Linked DNA regions of Homo sapiens: region 2 is linked to region 1. Evidence: chromatin contacts called from ENCODE Hi-C or POLR2A ChIA-PET data. All regions are on one chromosome and are shown on one strand. Each heading gives the region's core, a stretch centred on a gene start or an enhancer-like site at or near the end of the contact. The rest is flanking DNA. Distances are from core to core; before and after follow the strand shown. Region 1 has its middle 17 kb from the start of SYVN1. Region 2 overlaps POLA2 (DNA polymerase alpha 2, accessory subunit).

Region 1 (4,629 bases), core at 1,597-4,096:
GAAAAATCCTAAGCAAATTATTAGCAAAATGAATTTGGTAATATATAGGAAGAGAACGCAGTGTGCCAAAGCTGGATTTATTCTAAAAATGCAAGGTTAGAGATGAGAAAACTGATGAATCTGATTTGCCCCCTTAACAGATTACAGGAGAAAATTGAACAATCTCAAGGATTGCAGAGAGTGCATCTTGCCATGTGCAGTGAACTAGACCCCACAAGTGCATATCACACCATGTAGTAGGGGACTTGAGGCAAGGAGCAGCAGGAGAGGCAGTGGCTGCGCAGAAAGTCCTTTGGGCCAGTTGTTGAGAGAGCATCTCGAGTTTGGGAGCCTTATCTGGAATGTGTCAGCTTTGCCCTAAATAAATAAAAATTACCCCACACTTTGTGGTTTAAATGAAAAAAAAAATGTATTATCTCACAGTTTCTGTAGATCAGGAATGTGGGAGCATTAACTTGGAGGTTCTGCCTCACAGTCTCTCGTGAGGTTTGCAGTCAAGATACTGGCCAGGGCTACCGTCTTCTGAGGGTTTGTGTGGGGCTGGAGGATCGCCTTCCCAGGTGGTTCACTTACACGGCTATTGGCTGGGGGGCCTCAGTTCCTCACCATGTGAACCTGTCCACAGGGCTGCTGAGTGTCTCATGACATGGCAGCTGGCTTCCCCAGAGCAAGAGATCCAAGAGACAGTGCAGACAGGAAGCCAAAGTGTGTTTGTGCCAGCTCTCCTAGGTCTCTCACCATCACTTTCATTGATTCTATTCTTTAGAAGTGAGTCACTAAGTCCAGTTTACATTCGCGGGAGGGGAGCGAGGTTCCATGTCTTGAAAGGAGGAGTATCAGGCCAGGCGCGGTGGCTCACACCTGTAATCCCAACACTTTGGGAGGCCAAGGCGGGCAGATCATGAGGTCAGGAGTTCAAGACCAGCCTGACCAACATGGTGAAACCCCATCTCTACTAAAAATACAAAAATCAGCCAGGCATGGTGGCACGCACCTGTAATCCTAGCTACTCAGGAGGCTGAGGCAGGAGAATCACTTGAATCTGGGAGGCAGAGGTTGCAGTGAGCCGAGATCGTGCCACTGCACTCCAGCCTGGGTGACAGAGCGAGACTCTGTCTAAAAAAGAAAGAAAGAAAGAAAGAAAGAAAGAGAGAGAGAAAGAAAGAGAGAGAGAAAGAAAGGAGGAGCATCTAGAATGCATGGACATTCCTAAAACCACCTCACCTGGGAGACTCAAGCCCTGGTTGAACCATCCTACTTGGTGCCTGTACTGGAATAAGAGGAAATCAGACAGCCAGAGGATTGTTTCACTTTCAACTCAGCTACAAAACTCCTTGGCCATTCATGTTCCCTGGCAATCACACTGCAGATGTCTAGAAACTTCGCATTTCCACTTTTTTTCTTACAAAAATGTCATTCAGAATCACATTTCCACTTTCTGAGGTAACTAATCACACCCTCTCCTCTCTCTGCAAAGCTCCAACATGACTTCTTTCCCTTTTTCTTTTTCTTTCTTTGCTTTGAGACAGGGTTTCACTGTCACCGAGGCTGTTTAGTGCAGTGGCTTGATCTCTGCTCACTGCAACCTCTGCCTCCTGGGCTCAAGCCATCCTCCCACCTCAGCCTCCTGAATAACTTGGACCACAGGTGCGTGCCACCAAGCCCAGCTAATTTTTTGTAGAGACAGGGTTTCGCCATGTTGCCCAGGCTGGTCTTGAACTCCTGGGCTCAAGCAATCTACCCCCCTTGGCCTCCCAAAATGCTGGGATTACAGGTGTGAGCCACTGCGCCCAGCCTCTTTCCCTTTTTCTTCTCCTCTATTTTACCTGAATCTGCACCTGTACACACTTTCTCTGCCTCCTCTCCTACTAGAATGGAACAGCCATCTTTCTCCTCCTTTCTTTTTTATTTTTATTTTTTTATACAGATAGGGTCTCACTATGTTGCCCAGGCTGGTCTCAAACTCCTGGGATCAGGTGATCCTCCCACCTCAGCCTCCCAAAGTGCTAGAATCATAGGCATGAGCCACCATGCCCAACCTCTCTCTTCCTTTCAAAGCTTCTGGGTCCTCCTCTTCTGCTCGACTCCTCTTCCTTCTTGATTTCTCAAAGTCATCACTTCTCTACACTTCTCTACGTGCTTCCTGGTTTATTTTTTGTCTTTAGTATTCTGTAAGCTTCATAAGGGAAGGGACTTTTTTCTATTTCATTTGCTAATACATTCATGACACTTAGAACAAGACCTGGTTCAAGGTGGGCACTGGATAAATACTTGGGTGAATAATAGAGTGAATGAATGGGAAGAGGGAAACTCCACCCATTCTAGCTGGAAGGAAAAATGAGGAGGCAGGAGGAGCAGGTGTGAGCGGTAGGAGAAAAGGTATGTGCCCTGAATTTCCTGCACTGGGCAGGAGTCTCATGAGGGTAGGTGTCTTTTTGCTCACCCTGGAATCCCAGCACCCAGCCCTGCACCTGGCACATACTGTGTGCTGATTGCCCAATCTGTACCTTAGTGCCCCAGCCCCTTTCTTTGTACTAGTCTTGGGTGATCCATGTTGCCCATGGATCTGTCCCCAGCCTGCCCCTCTATCCTACTTCCCTTTCTCAGATGCTCAGGCCAGCCTGAATTGAGTCCTAATGTGGCCTCACTGCCTGGCTGCCCGTGCCCTGGCAGAGGGAGGGGACATCAGCCTCCTGTCCCTGCTCTGCCCTCCGAGGACACCCAGACTCGAGACAACTGCCTAGGGTGGCAGCCTGCCAAGGGGCCTGAGGTGGCTGTTCCCTGGCTTTGCACAGAAACTGTTGGGAATGACTCAGCCCCGAGACACTGCTTCAATAGGAGGAAGAAGTCACCACAGGCCCTCACTGGAGGTGCAGCGCAGTGTCAGAGAAGTAGATAGAGTGCCTCCCGGCCACACGCCAGCAGGGTGACTCTGGCTGACTTTCTTAGCCTCTTCGAACATCTGTTTTCTTTTCTTATTTTTCTTCCTTTCTGTAACCTCAAGAATATCTGTTTTCTCAGTAATAAAATGACTAGTTGCCATGGGGATGAGAAAATGGACCTGTTACAAAGCGCGGGGGTTGAGAGAAGGGCCATGGGGCCACCCTGTCTGGGCTTAAGTCTTTTTTTTTTTTTTTTTTGAGAAGGAATCTCGCTCCGTCACCCAGGCTGGAGTGCAGTAGCGCAGTCTTGGCTCACTGCAACCTCCGTCTCCTGGATTCAAGCAATTCTCATGCCTCAGCCTTCCGAGTAGCTGGGACTACAGGCACCCACCCCCAATGCCTGGCTAATTTTTGTATTTTTAGTAGAGATGGGATTTCACCATGTTGCCCAGGCTGGTCTCGAACTCCCGACCTCAGGTGATCCCCCCACCCTTGCCCTCTCAAAGTGCCGGGATTACAGGCGTGAGGCACCGCACCCGACCTGGGCTTAAATCTTGACTTTGTCTTTCCCTATTAGTTGGGCAAACCTCAGGCAAGTTACTTAATCTCTCTGAGCCTCAGTTTCTTCATCTATGAAACCGATATGATAATAGTACCTGACTCAGGATTGACATAAAGGTTAAAACTGTAACTGCCCAACATTTATTATTCTCAGCCCTGCCCTGAAGGATGTCACAGACACAGAAGTGATTACAATGCAGGGTCATAGGGGCTGTGTTCACACAGGGACAAATGCTGTAGGCACCATGTGGTGGGGAGAGACTCACTCAGGTTCATGGCTGATGCTGGAAATGTGTAAGGGTGTGCACTAAGAATTTTCCAGACAAAGAAGAAAGGGAAAAGCATGCTACTTTATATAGGTTTGAGCAAAAGTGAAGATAGCTAGGCTGAAGAGGCAAGCAGAGTTTGGGGAATGAGACAAGTTAAGTTTGACCACAATACAAAGTGCATGATGAGGGCCGGGTAAGGTGGCTCATGCCTGTAGTCCCAGACTTTGGGAGGCTGAGGTGGGTGGATCACCTGAGGTCAGGAGTTCGAGACCAGCCTGGCCAACATATGAAATCCCATCTCTACTAAAAATACAAAAATTAACTGGGCATGGTGGCAGGTGCCTGTAATCCCAGCTACTCAGGAGGCTGAGGCAGGAGAATTGCTTAAACCCAGGAGGCGGAAGTTGTTGTAAGTCGAGATCACACCACTGCACTCTAGCGTGGTCGACAAGAGTGAGACTCCGTCTCAAAAATAAATAAATAACAAAGTGCATGATGAGGATTTGGTGGGGTTAGGAGGCAGGCTGGAAGCATATCATGCAGAAATCCAAATGCCCCCTTAGAAAGGCCTTTGTCAGATTAGCAAGCTCACACTTGTCACTGAGCATCTGTCTCAGCCTTCTCCCAGCTGGCTGCCTGGACCACAGAGGCTGGAACGGTAAAAAAAAAAAAAAAAAAAAAAAAAAAAAAAAAAAAAAAACCACACAAAACTTGAGTTACATATATTCCTTCTGGTTTTTTTTTTTTTTTTAAAAGACTGAGTTTCACTCTTGCTCCCCAGGCTGGGGTGCAGTGGTGTGATCTCGGCTCACTGCAATCTCTGTCTCCTGGGTTCAAGTGATTCTCCTGCCTCAGCCCCCCAAGTAGCTGGGATTACAGGCATGTGCCACCATGCCTGGCTAGTTTTTTATTTTTAG
Region 2 (4,629 bases), core at 1,043-3,542, 150 kb before region 1:
GGCCGAGGCGAGTGGATCACCTGAGGTCAGGAGTTCTAGACACACCTGTAATCTCAGCTACTCAGGAGGCTGAACCCTGAGGTCAGGAGTTTGAGACCAGCCTGGCCAATATGGCAAAACCCTGTCTTTACTAAAAATATAAAAATCAGCCAGGTGTGGTGGCAGGCACCTGTAATCCCAGCTACTCAGGAGGCTGAGGCAGGATAATCCATCGAACCCGGGAGGCAGAGGTTGCAGTGAGCCGAGATTGCGCTACTGCACTCCAGCCTGGGTGACAAGAGCAAAACTCTGTCTCAAAAAAAAAGAGGATGTATTGTATGATTCCATTTATACAAAATGCCCAAAATAGGCAAATCTACAGAAAAGAAATTAGATTAATGATTGCCAGGGGATGGGATTAGACTGCTAATGGGTGCAGGGTTTCCTTTGGGGTGATGAAAATACTCTGGAATTAGATGGTGGCGAGGCCTGCACAACACCATGAACATACTAAAAACCACTGAATCATACACTTTAAAATGGGCATGGTGGCTCACGCCTGTAATCCCAGCACTCTAGGATGCTGAGGCGGGTGGATCACTTGAGGTCAGGAGTTTGAGACCAGTCTGGCCAAGATGGCGAAACCCCGTCTCTACTGAAAATACAAAAATTAGCTGGGCGTGGTGGCAGGCGCCTGTAATCTCAGCTACTCGGGAGGTTGAGGCAGGAGAATCGCTTGAACCTGGGAGGTGGAGGTTGCAGTGAGCCGAGATCGCGCCACTGCACTCCAGCCCGGACGACAGAGTGAGACTCTGTCGGGGTGGGGTTGGTGGAGTGAGAAATCAGCGCAGATGGCTACTCCCAGCAGTAGTGAAGCAGCAAGGCCAGGTTGAGCTGGGCCGGGTGCCCTGAGGTCAAAGGAAAGGAAACCCCAAGCCCCAGTGGCTGCAGAAGGCAGAGCTGGATGGAGGATCCGCGCCATGGCCCTGCCGGCCCCCAACCTTGGGTGCCCCTCGAGGCCCTAATTCCCTCGCTGCATTCTTGGCACCCACTTGGGTTCCCAGGAACAGCAACTAGGAGTGGCTTCTGTTCCCTCAGCAGCTCTCCCTCTCCCTCTCAGAGACTGGAACCCTAAAGGGAAGCCACGAGGCGGGTAAGGGAGGGCGGCTCCTTCTGCCAGGGCAGAGGCAGGGCAAGGGCATGGGCATGGGAGGCAAATCCTGGCAAGAGCTCGGGACTATTTCTTCAGGACCGTCTAGTTGGTGTCTCAAGGGCAGGGGCCATGACCAGATCAGGGAGAGGCCACCAAAGGGGGCTGAGGCAGACGGGCCTGACCTCCTGGGCACCCTCCCACCCTCCGTCACTGACACGCCCCCAGAGCCTGCTTGAGAATACCTGGGATGACAGATGCCTGGGGAAACTGGTGACACAGCTGAAGTGGGGTCTAGGGACGGTCAGCCAGCAGTCACTTGGCACCTTCCTGACAAGAGCAAAAAGGAACTGTCTGGTGGCAGAGGCACGCCTGCCAGACCTGTCTGCTCTGGTGTTAGCATCCCGCTTTCTCTTTGTCTGACTCTTAAATGCCTGCTCCGGCCCTCCCGGCCCTCCCAGATCATTTCCAACAGTCACACGACTGGTATCCAGGCAACCATTGCCTGGGCTCCCAAAATTCCACATCCGGAGGCTGACAAGTCATGGTGCCCCCGTGGAACACAGCTGGCTGCTTCATGTGTGGAGGAGCTGGGGGAGAACGGAAAAATCCACTCCCCACGCAGGGATGAGTTTCTAATTCTTGGCCTCAGAGGAGGTGCCTATAAAACTAATGAAATAAAACAGCTGCTCCTTGTGTTTAAAGGAAGACCTTTTACTGTACCCTGGTCAGGTCTGGGGCTCGATTCCATTTCACCGTCAGAAAGGTGAGAGGCAAAAGTTGGCCACTGTTAGGTCATCTATTTATCTCGGAGTCAAGGCATAGACACCAGCAGCTTGCTGCCCCCTTGCCCACTTCCCTGCCCTGACAGCTGGGGTTTGCCGGTCTTGGCTCTGGCATGTGAGGCAGGACAGCCTGCCAGCTTAGGGCAGGAAGCCACTCCACGTCTGGCCAGTGACAGCTTTTCCCCAGATGCCAGGACATAGGGGCATGGGACGTGCTGTGAACCCTGGAAGGCCTGACCCTGTCTGAGTGTTCTGGGCTGCAGGCAAGCCCTGGCTACTGCGCGACTTGGCAAAGCAGCTGCCACCAGGACTCCAGCTTTGGAACAGCCCAGCGAGGCGGCCCCCTCCAGATGGAGAGGTCAGGCTGGGACCACAGCATGCATGTGAGGAACTGCGCAGGGAGGCCCAGGCATGCAGCCAGTTGCTTGCTCTGCAGCCCAGCTCTAGGGCCCACCCAGTGCACCTCTGCAGCATAGAGGTCACTGGGGCCTTTGGGGGATGAGGAGTGGGGCTGAGAGTTACCCACTGGACAGGACTGGGGCTGGATAGAAACCCAGTGTGACTGACACTCTGCCTTCTCTGGACATAGGTCAAATAGGCAACATTCTTTGTCTACTACCAGGATAAAGAAAATAGAAGAAAGGGGCCGGGCGCGGTGGCTCACGCCTGTAATCCCAGCACTTTGGGAGGCTGAGGCGGACAGATCACAAGGTCAGGAGATCGAGACCATCCTGGCTAACATGGTGAAACCCCATCTCCACTAAAAATACAAAAAATTAGCCAGGCGTGGTGGTGGGTGCCTGTAGTCCCAGCTACTCAGGAGGCTGAGGCAGGAGAATGGCATGAACCCGGGCGGCAGAGCTTGCAGTGAGCCGAGATCTCACCACTGCACTCCAGCCTGGGCGACAGATCGAGACTCCGTCTAAAAACAAAATAAATAAATAAAAGAAAATAGAAGAAAGGTCAAACTCAGAAGTCACACTCAGAATTTAATTTCTCCAAAAGTTGTTTCTGTGTTTGATTCATGTAGAAAATCACAAAGCCTTCTCGCCTTTTCTGAGTGGGCGGGATCCACAGCTGGCTTACTTCTGGACACGGAGCATGGACTGAGAAGCAAGAGCTTCCTTCCAGGAGAGGCACCACTCAGAGGCAGGCCCGGCTGCACAAGTCCTCCCTGCTGGGCCTGGTCACTGCAGCTGCCCCTCCCTGGCTGGCTCCTCTCTCCTTTCCCACCCAACTGTTCACCTTGTCACAGGGCTATGTCTTGGCTCTTGGCTAAGACTTTAAGGGCCCACACAGCAGAGAACAGCAGAGGACAGAAGCCTCAGATCCTGACGACCTGCACAGCAATGCATGGGCTCTGCCTCTCTGCCCCGTCCGCTGCCGGCCTCCTAAGGTAGAGTCGGGCGAAGGTGCCTCCCACCTGCCCTTTGGTAAGGCGCCCAGGGTTCACACAGACACAGCCGAGGACATCCTGGGGAGGAGAGGAGAGGTGACAGGTTTGGAGAGCCTCAACTAACTGGGAACCAATGTGAAAAAGAAGTGCCATCACATGGCTGGACCCCAAAGAGGGTTTTAGAAAATGGAAACGAAGGCAACCAAATCACCAGACACATTTTCAGTCACTTTTTTTTTTTTTTTTTTTGAGATGGAGTCTCGCTCTGTTGCCCAGGCTGGAGTGCAGTGGTGAGATCTCAGCTCACTGCAGCCTCGACCTCCCGGGTTCCAGCGATTCTCCTGCCTCAGGCTCCCAGGTAGCTTGGATTACAGGCACCCACACCACCATGCCTGGCTAATTTTTGTATTTTTAGTAGAGATGGGGTTTTACCATGTTGGCCAGGCTGGTCTCAGACTCCTGACCTCAGGTGATCCACCCACCTCGGCCTCCCAAAGTGCTGGGATTACAATTGTCAACCACTGCGCCCGGCCTCAGTCACATATGTTAACTTGTCACTAGAAAGCTTTGAATTCCTTTTAAGTCTTTCAAACAGAAGAATGAGGTGACTTGGCAGAATGACAATCAGCTCCTAAACTTGGAGACAAACCTGATCTAGCTGTTTACTGCTTTCTCATGTGAAAAACTTTTTTTTAACCTCTTGAGATTGAACTAACTCTTGTTTGGCAAGAGGGGGACTGGTCTAGGCAGATTCCTTGTAAGGGACCTAACTCCAAGGCAGGCAGGGCTAAAGGGTGGCAGAGATCAAAATGACCCAATAGCTTCTTCAAGGTATTCCCAGCTGAGCCCACTTGGAGGTCATATCAGAATTTGGGAGGCAGAGGACAGGCAAGTGTACATATGAAATCTTCCCCAGGTCACCTCTATGTGGCCTGGTGAAAGCCCTCATTTGAGGGCCTTCCTAGTCATCTGGGCTCTCGTTCTCTTGGGGAGGGAGGAGAGGACACTGTTTACTCAAGCATTTTACTGACAGAGTTGTTTGTTTTCTGGTCCCACCACCTCCCCAAAGAAACAAGGCCACAGGGCAGGGTGCTAGAGGCCCCATCCCCATCAGCTGACCCATGAGGGGTGAGTGCCGGGTGGTCTAGAAGGGAAAGTCAAAGACTGGGTTCTGGTGTTTCTGGGAAAAAGCAGAGTTCAAACCTACCTTCACGAAGTACCTCAGCTCTGACGGGATGATGAGGACATCTGGGGTGACAGGCAGCTGTGCGTAAACATAGAACGACTCATAGTCAATGGCCATGTCTTCTTGGGGCGGG

What was found. A loop is a pair of places that touch in the nucleus more often than their neighbours do. ChIA-PET counts read pairs that join two places held with the same protein, here RNA polymerase II (POLR2A).
Region 2: a map of CD4-positive, alpha-beta T cell shows a loop between it and region 1 (2.8-fold over the local background). The contact joins two enhancer-like sites. A Hi-C loop is called at or near these places in 1 of 168 maps with a recorded cell type or tissue (CD4-positive, alpha-beta T cell). POLR2A ChIA-PET finds 5 or more read pairs at or near these places in 4 of 52 experiments (H1, HepG2, Panc1 and 1 more).

The regions. Positions count from the first base shown.
Region 1 is chr11:65,149,053-65,153,681 of GRCh38, reverse strand. No RefSeq gene overlaps it. Among named protein-coding and RNA genes, the nearest start is that of SYVN1, 17 kb to the right of the region's middle. RefSeq lists a silencer at 789-968 and an enhancer at 2,877-2,926. Within about 2 kb of position 2,846, at least 31 of the 41 ENCODE cell types and tissues checked have a DNase peak (open chromatin) inside an H3K27ac peak, as active enhancers do.
Region 2 is chr11:65,295,879-65,300,507 of GRCh38, reverse strand. It overlaps POLA2 (DNA polymerase alpha 2, accessory subunit), which reads right to left. Exons shown (of 18, transcript NM_002689.4): 17 at 4,518-4,629; 18 at 1,823-3,388. The coding sequence ends at 3,239. All of the region lies in intron 2 of LOC105369344 (a long non-coding RNA gene), which reads left to right. Among named protein-coding and RNA genes, the nearest start is that of CDC42EP2, 17 kb to the left of the region's middle. Within about 2 kb of position 2,292, at least 22 of the 41 ENCODE cell types and tissues checked have a DNase peak (open chromatin) inside an H3K27ac peak, as active enhancers do.